Linked DNA regions of Homo sapiens: regions 1 and 3 are each linked to region 2. The links are chromatin loops, found by intact Hi-C in ENCODE. Cell type or tissue: HCT116. All regions are shown on one strand.

Region 1 (2,500 bases), 230 kb before region 2:
TGGATGGAGCCAAGGGCTTGCTGTGTTTCCTTTTTCAACTGGATCTGAGTCATGCCTCCCTTTGCCTCCCATTGCGGCCCTCCTCTCCTGGATTTCTGGAAAAATCAGGCTGTCTGTGTGTTTTAATTTATGCTGCCTTCCTCCCTTCCTTTCTTGCTCTTTTCATACTTGCCAGCCCATATATATTTAGCTCTTTTCATATTTCTTCATAAATCATTCCTGCAAGTCAAGTCCCTGAAAATGTTTCCCCTGAAATCCCTCCAAACAGTATTTGAAACACTTACCTCCTGATAAATGCATCATGGACAATTTGGCCTGTCACTGCTGCCTTAGTGCCAGGAGAAAGACAATAAGGAAACTGGGGTGCAGGCTCTGGCACTCCGTGCTTTGTATACCCTTTCTTTTAAAGATGCTGATGGCCAGACGTGGTGGCTCATGCCTGTAATCCTAGCACTTTGGGAGGCCAAGGCAGGCAGATCACTTGAGGTCAGGTGTTCAAGACCAGCCTGGCCAACATGGTGAAACCGCAGCTCTACTAAAAATACAAAAATTAGCCAGGTGTGGTGGTGCATAGCTGTAATCCCAGCTACTCAGGAGGCTGAGGCAGGAGAATCGCTTGAACCCGGGAGGCGGAAGTTGCAGTGAGCTGAGATGGTGCCATCTCACTCCAGCCTGGGGGACAAGAGCAAAACTCCATCTCAAAATAAAATAAAATAATAATGAAATTAAATTAAATAAAGATGCTGAAACAGCATTGAAAGGTCCGGGGCGTTAATTTACTTTATGGTCTTCACAGGGGAGGAATAATCTGGGGTGAAGGGTCTGGGCTGTAGCATCTAAATGTCTGAGTTAAAATCCTGTCTTGGTCACTTATCTGTTGTGGAATCTTGGCCAAGTTACGTGACTTTTCTGTGTCTCAACATCCTCAGCTGTAAAATGGGAACGAGAGTTTACCTCACTAGGCAGTTACGAGAATTAAATCAGTTCATTCACACCATAGCATGTTGCCCGGGACATGGTAAGTGCTTGACAGATTCTAGCTTGTTGTTGCGTTTTTTCCTGGGTCTACCCAGTCTCCATCCTTTTCATCATTATTATTGGCAGAACCCTTGTTTTATGTTGGATGCCAATATAACCCGAGTTTTAAAATAATAGCTTTTCCTGCCTTCCCTTGCAGCCAAAAAAAGTCATGTGACACAGCTCTTGCCAGGGAGATGACAGCTGGAATGGTGAGTAGTGCACCCAGAAAGCTTTTTAAAGGGAGCAGACTGAACTGTCGTGTTCCTGTCTGTCTTTCTCCCCTTCCTCCTTTTTCCTGTTTAGAATGTGAATGTGATGTCTGGAGCTTCAGCAGCCATATTTGGACCATGAGCCCAATTGGAGAATGATAGTCCTGTGCCCAGGATGATGAGACAGAAAGAGAAAAGGAGCCTGAGTCTCTCCTCCCAGATGGCGCTGTGGAGCTGCCGTACCAGCCCTGGGCCGCCTGACTTTGGACTTCTTGTAACCAAATAAATGAATAAATAACCCCGTAATCTCTGTAAGCCCCCACTTGTCAGGTTCCTATTAGCAGCAGCAATGTACAATTCCTAACTGCTGCAAGCATAGTTTCCTGATGGGGAGCAGCTCCAATCAGAACTGGATAAGATCCTGAAGTGGTTTGCAAACTGCATTCTGCAGGAGCTGAGGGGTCCCATGAAGCCCCCTCTCAGACTGGAGATCAGGGGTGGGAGGAGTAAGGGACCACACTGCCTCTCCCCACCTCATCTTTTTTCCAAGTTTGTTTTAACTTACTGTAGGGGGAGACGTGGCCCAGTTAGGCTTTGCAGAAAGAATAGATTTCAGGACAAAAAAAATTAAAGGTTTGGAAGTCACTCTTCTTGTCCAACCCCCTCATTTTACAGATGAGTGATCTGAGGCCCCCAAAACGTCTTGCCAGTTAAGCTCAGCCAGGCAGAGCCAAGAGGAGAACCCAAGTTTTCTGCTCTTTCCGGGGGCCCAGCCAAGTGCTGGAACTGCCACACACAAAAAAAAGCTGATCCAAAGAGTTTACAATCGCTGACGAAGTCCCAACCCACCGAGCTCTGATGGGCTGCCTGCTCTTGGGGGAATTGGACAGGGCCCCTCTGGTTAAAACTAATGAGGGCTGGGAATGCCCTTTCAGGGCCCTGGGCAGCCAATTTGCCCTCCTGCTGAGTGAAAGTTGGACCCGGTTCCTCTTCTGTCTTTACAGTAATTCATTCACTGTTTGTTTATTTTTTTTAAAGCACACACACATTAGATGTGTGAAGCAAAGGGGGTGAATGGGTGGCATGAAATCCTCAATGCATGGGGCTCTTTGTCCCTGTTCTTGTAGTTCTCCTTTGCAAAATGCTCGCTTAATCAATTCAAGATCAATGGATGCTAAGTCGCAGCTGTAAACACCATCTCATTCAAGGTCAATTAGAGCAGCCCAGTGTTCTGTAGCAGGAAGTTTAACTGTGGGAGGGGGACGGGGAGG
Region 2 (2,500 bases):
ATCTCTGCCCTTAACAGCTCCCTTGCTGGGAGTCAGTGGATATCTCTGCCCTGGGAGGTCAGATCACCCCCTACTTCCCACCCATGAAAGTAGCAGCTACTCTTTTGGTGACAAGGCAGGACCACAGGGGCTGTCTGAAGCACCACCTTCAGGGGTTTAGCCTGGCCCACCTGAACTGGGGAAGGGACAGTGTCAGGGAAGTTTCCTGCAGTTCTGAGCAGGGCTCCGGCACAAGCCTTCAGGGGCAAAGCCTCTGACCCAGGCACCAATATTAACCTACTCCAGAGATTGGTGACAGGGACTCATTCGTGCACCGATGTTTACCGAATGCCCACCACATGCCAGCACGGTGCCAGAGCGACGGGCAGATCACTGAGAACCACACGGGCACACCTGAGAAGGTTAAATGTGTGACGTGGCTACACAGCCTGCACATATTAGTTGCTCATTAAATATTGGCTTCCTTCCCGTCCTCCCATTTGCCAGGCACGCTCCTACGGAGAGGCAGCGCCCAGCACAGAGCAGTGCATTCAGCAGCCCACATGCCAGTGCCCCAGAAGGACAGGCCACACCTACTTCCCGCCCATGAAAGTAGCAGCTGCTCTTTTGGTGACAAGGCAGGACCATAGGGGCTGCCTTGGCCCATCCCCTGCCCATCCCCTCCCCATCCCGGGACAGACCCAGGAGCGAGCTCGACTTGCGTGAGGTTACCCAGCAGGGCAGGGGTGCGGCCAGGTCTCCTGCGTCCGAGACCCTCTCTCTCACTGGCCCTCTTAGGAAGCGCGAGGCCCTTCCAATCCCCTTCCTGTCTGGGCTCGCCTGGCCCCAGCGCTCCGGTGAAGGCAGGGGTTCTCGACCCCAGCTGAGAATCACCGCAGTGTTGGAGACAGGAAGCAAAGCCCCAGCCCCAGCATCCCGGCCATTCTTGGACCTGGCTACTGAGCGTCCGAGGCAGGGGGCTCCAGGTGGGACGCGACATCCGGACACGAGGAGCTCCCAGGCGTCGCTTGTGAGCTGCACCCCGTCTGTCCGCAGGCCCGCAGGGAGGCTGTGGGGTCAGGAAAGAGGCAGCCAGGGTGAAGCTAGTGGGCATGCTGCGACAAGTTTGGCAGGACTTGGGATTGCGGGGACAGCGGTGCGAAGTGCCCGTCCCGGGGACGGAGGTGAGAACAAGAGTCCGAGGCGTCCCCTCTCAGGAGTCCACGGTGGAAGACTGGAGTCGGAAGGGGGAGCCCTCCCCGGGGACCGCGGCTGGAGATGTCCGCTCCCGGGAGGACCCTTCCTCGCGGCGAAGGCGGGGAGCTTGGGACGCGCCACCTGCTGGCGCAAAGCTTGGGGTCTGCGCGGTCTGGCCGCGCCACCTGGTGGCCGCTTGGGAAAGCGCAGCCCGGCCGCAAGACCTCGCGGGAGCGGAGGGGCCGCGGGCGTGTGCGGAAGGATTCCTCCATCAGCTCCAGCACCCCGCGACCTCTGAGCCACTACCCCATCCTGGGGCGCCTGGCCTGGACTAGCTGCCCCTCTTCTGACAGCGCCCACTCTCGCAGCCCCTATCGTCCCCGGGGATTGGGCCTCCCCGAGGAACCCCTCTTCCGCCTCGACGCCCCCTCTGCATCTCTTTGGCTGTGTCATCTTGAACAAAATCGCTTACCGTCCCTGATCTTCAGTTTCTTCGTATTCTAAAGGCGGGGAGGGCACTAACAATACAGCATTCAGGGCTGGTGGACCACTGAACGGGACGACCCCCACAGCGGCTGGGTGAGTCGCACCAAAGGCTTTGGTCCAGGTACCGGGAGGCTGGAGATGAGATGTGCAAGCGGAGCAGGGCACTTCTGCACCCATAAGTAGGAGATGCAGCGGGTGACCGTCAAAATCCCCTCCCCTCCTGAGTCTGGGAGCTTCCGGGGCAATTTCCAGGACCCCCGCTTCCCGGAGGTGGACTTTAGCCAACCTGAGACCCCGCAGGCCCTCCCATGGAGCCAAGTGATGCTGGGCAGTTGACGATGATCCCCCAAGTGAGTCCAAGCCAGGCAAGAAGCAGCCCCCTGGGATCACCAAGAGAAACCGAGCTTGGAGAAGACGAAATACTACCTCTTATTAGGACAGGGTCAGTTCCAGTTTGGGGGAGGCCTCGCTGGCTGGAGGGCCTTTCCCGCTTCAGCATCCCTGCCCAGGACCCCAGCCCTCATGCTTCTCCCAGGCTACTGTCCTCACAAACTGTCCCCACAGGGAGGCTGCAGGGAGCATTGGATGAGAGGCACACGCAAGGCTCAGCCCAGGACCTGGCGCAAAGTAGGTGTGCAGCAAACGCTGGCTGCTCTCCTTGGTGTTTCTGTGCACCTAAGTCCCACCCAGCGTCCTCCCTTATGTGGGAGATGCTGCAGAGTAGAGACTCAAGGATTAAAAGGGAAAAAAAGCAATAAGGATGAAAAAAGGCACGATCATTTTATTTGGGCAGCTCAGAGTCTGGAGAGGAGAGGACAGGTGAGAACATTGTTATCCT
Region 3 (2,500 bases), 100 kb before region 2:
CCCATTTTCCTCTAGTACTCCTCCTGCAACCCTAAATAACTTTCTATCTGTATAAATTTGCCTATTCAAGATATTTTATATGAATGGAATCATACAATATGTAGTCTTTTGTGGCTGGCTTATTTCACTTAGAAGTTTTTCAAGGTTCATTCATAGTGTATGTAGCATGTATTAATACTTCATTTATTGCCGAATAATATTTCATTATATGGATATGACACATTTTATTTATCCCACTCATCATTTGATGGATATTTGGCTTGTTTCCACTTTTTGGCTATTAGGTATGAATAATGCTGCTGTGAACATTTGCATGCATGTATGAATGTATGCTTTCATTTCTCTTGCTTACACACCTAGGAGTGAAATTACTGAGCTATGTGTTAACTCTATGTTAACTTTTTAGGTAACTGTCAAATTGTTTTCCAAAGTGACTATATCATTTTACATTCCCATCAGCGATGTATGAGCATTCTAATTTCTCCATATCCTCAGCAATACTTGTTATTGTCTCTTTTATTATAGCCAATCTAGTGGGTATAAAGTCATTTTGATTTGCCCTTCTTCAATGGCTAATGATGTTGAGCATCTTTTCATGTGCTTGTTGACCATTCGTGCATCTTTGGAGATGTGCCTATTCAGATTCCTTGCCCATTTTAAAATTGCATTATTTGTCTTTTTATTGTTGAGCTGTAAAGAATTTATATGTTTTTTGGATACTAGGCCCTTATCAAATACTTGTTTTGCAAACATTTTCTCCCATTCTCTGGGTTGTTTTTTCATTTACTTTAAAACTTTCCTAACTTTGGTGGAATCCAGTTTATCTATTTTTCTTTTGGTACTTATTGTATTTAAGAAACCATTGCCTAGTCCAAGGTCAAAAAGATTTACTTTTATGTTTTCTTCTAAGGATTTTATAGTTTTAGCTTTTATATTCAGGTCTGTTAATTTTGAGTTAATTTTTGTTAAACTTTTGAGTTAATTTTTGAGTTAGTTTATGTTAAATTTTGAGTTAATTTTTGTTAAATTTTTTATTACTCTTTCTAAAAACATTTTTAAAGTGCTGTGAAAAATATGGAATAACTTACGATTACAGGGGAGAATTTCTGACAATTTTGCTTTTTCATTCCTGAATTCTGAAGATTTATACCTGTCAGGAATTTGGGGACACTAGCTGGTGCAGTTTTGTCTGCCTGATAGTAAAGGCCCTTAGGTAGTTTACTCTTTGAACAGGTGGTGGCAGCAGAGCTTTAATGAATGTAAATTCTCATTTTTTCCCTAAACTTAGTGTTTTATGTTTAAGAATCCTGTATGTATTTGGACTGCCTTCTTTTTGATAATAGGTTGTTAAGCACTAAGTTTAAAGTTCCTTTTAAGATTATTTAAGAATTGTTTAGAGCTTAGAATTTTAGGGGTTTGTTTTTGTTTGTTTGGGTTTGATTTTTCACCATGAGTTTATTCAGACTTCTGTTTGTGAGTCTAGTTTGTGGAGTATGGACATGATTTGCTTGAGGTCTTTAACCTGCGGACACAGTTTTTTTTAAATTTCTCTAATGTGTTTTATCCACCTTTTCATTATTCACTACTACCTCATGATCTTCATAGAGAGGTAAAGTAATAGAGTAACAGTCAACATGTTCGTTAGTGTTAAAGCTGTTCTCAAGCTTACTCCTGAAACAAGTTGGCAGATTTACATTCTGATTTTGAGGATAGATAATATAGAAGTTGGACCCATGAGTAACCTTTTTTCTTCAGCAATAAAAACTATATTATATAATCTCGTGACTGGACCTCATATGTCTTTTTTAGATCTAAATATTAAACAGTAAAATTACATGATGCCAGTATTCCTTGACAATTGTTTTCAAGACAATAATAGAGATAACATTTATTGAGCACTTAGTGTTTGCTAGGCACTATGCTAAATGCCTTGTGTGCATTGCCTTTTACTCACAACAGTTCTCAGAGGTAAGTACTATTTTTGCCCAGAGTTTCTAGAGGAGGAGTTGGGCTTAGCGTAGAGAAGTTAAATAATTTGCCTGAGGTCACATTAGTAGATGAAGAGTGTGTGTGTGTGTGTGTGTGTGTGTGTGTGTGTGTGTGTGTTTATGAGCAATTATATTGCACTTTAGTGTGTGTATGTGTTTTACAGAGTTGATGGTATACTAGCATTATTCTGCATCTTGTTTGTTTTTAAATTCAACAGTCTGTTTTGAAGATGTATAGCTCTTGCTGCTACATGTACATATTTGGTCAATTTCTTTACCTAATGAGTAGATAATACTTTGTATTTGTTTGACTTAGCTGCTGAAAAATAGCATATCCTGGAATCTCACCAAATTTTAGCTTTACTTCATGTTTCCACTAGAGGGTGTATAAAATATTTGACTTAATTTTTTTTTCTGTTACTAAAGCTATAATAGTAATGGAGTAATGTGTTGTTTCTTGTTATAATAATCAGAAAGAAAAATTTTAATGAATATAACAGGTATGATACTCT

The links. Peaks named below come from ENCODE experiments on the same cell type or tissue, not always from the same donor. Only the 100,000 strongest peaks of a DNase experiment are listed, where the experiment ranks them.
Region 1: a loop joins it to region 2, with 10 times the contacts of the local background. A loop is called at or near these places in 30 of 110 quality-filtered maps.
Region 3: a loop joins it to region 2, with 10 times the contacts of the local background. A loop is called at or near these places in 83 of 110 quality-filtered maps.

Annotation. Positions count from the first base shown.
Region 1 is chr10:117,448,670-117,451,169 of GRCh38, reverse strand. The region is part of intron 1 of LOC105378502 (a long non-coding RNA gene); the gene reads right to left. Among named protein-coding and RNA genes, the nearest start is that of PDZD8, 74 kb to the right of the region's middle. In HCT116, a CTCF peak has its summit at 1,458; a DNase peak (open chromatin) is centred at 1,459.
Region 2 is chr10:117,215,639-117,218,138 of GRCh38, reverse strand. No RefSeq gene overlaps it. Among named protein-coding and RNA genes, the nearest start is that of KCNK18, 19 kb to the right of the region's middle. RefSeq lists enhancers at 1,053-1,192, 734-1,251, 1,223-1,272, 1,769-2,286 and a silencer at 1,463-1,522. In HCT116, CTCF peaks have their summits at 1,138 and 1,341 (motif pointing left); a DNase peak (open chromatin) is centred at 1,328; H3K4me3 peaks cover 806 bases; H3K27ac peaks cover 429 bases.
Region 3 is chr10:117,318,999-117,321,498 of GRCh38, reverse strand. The region is part of intron 2 of PDZD8 (PDZ domain containing 8); the gene reads left to right. Among named protein-coding and RNA genes, the nearest start is that of PDZD8, 55 kb to the left of the region's middle. In HCT116, CTCF peaks have their summits at 1,244 and 2,364; a DNase peak (open chromatin) is centred at 1,234.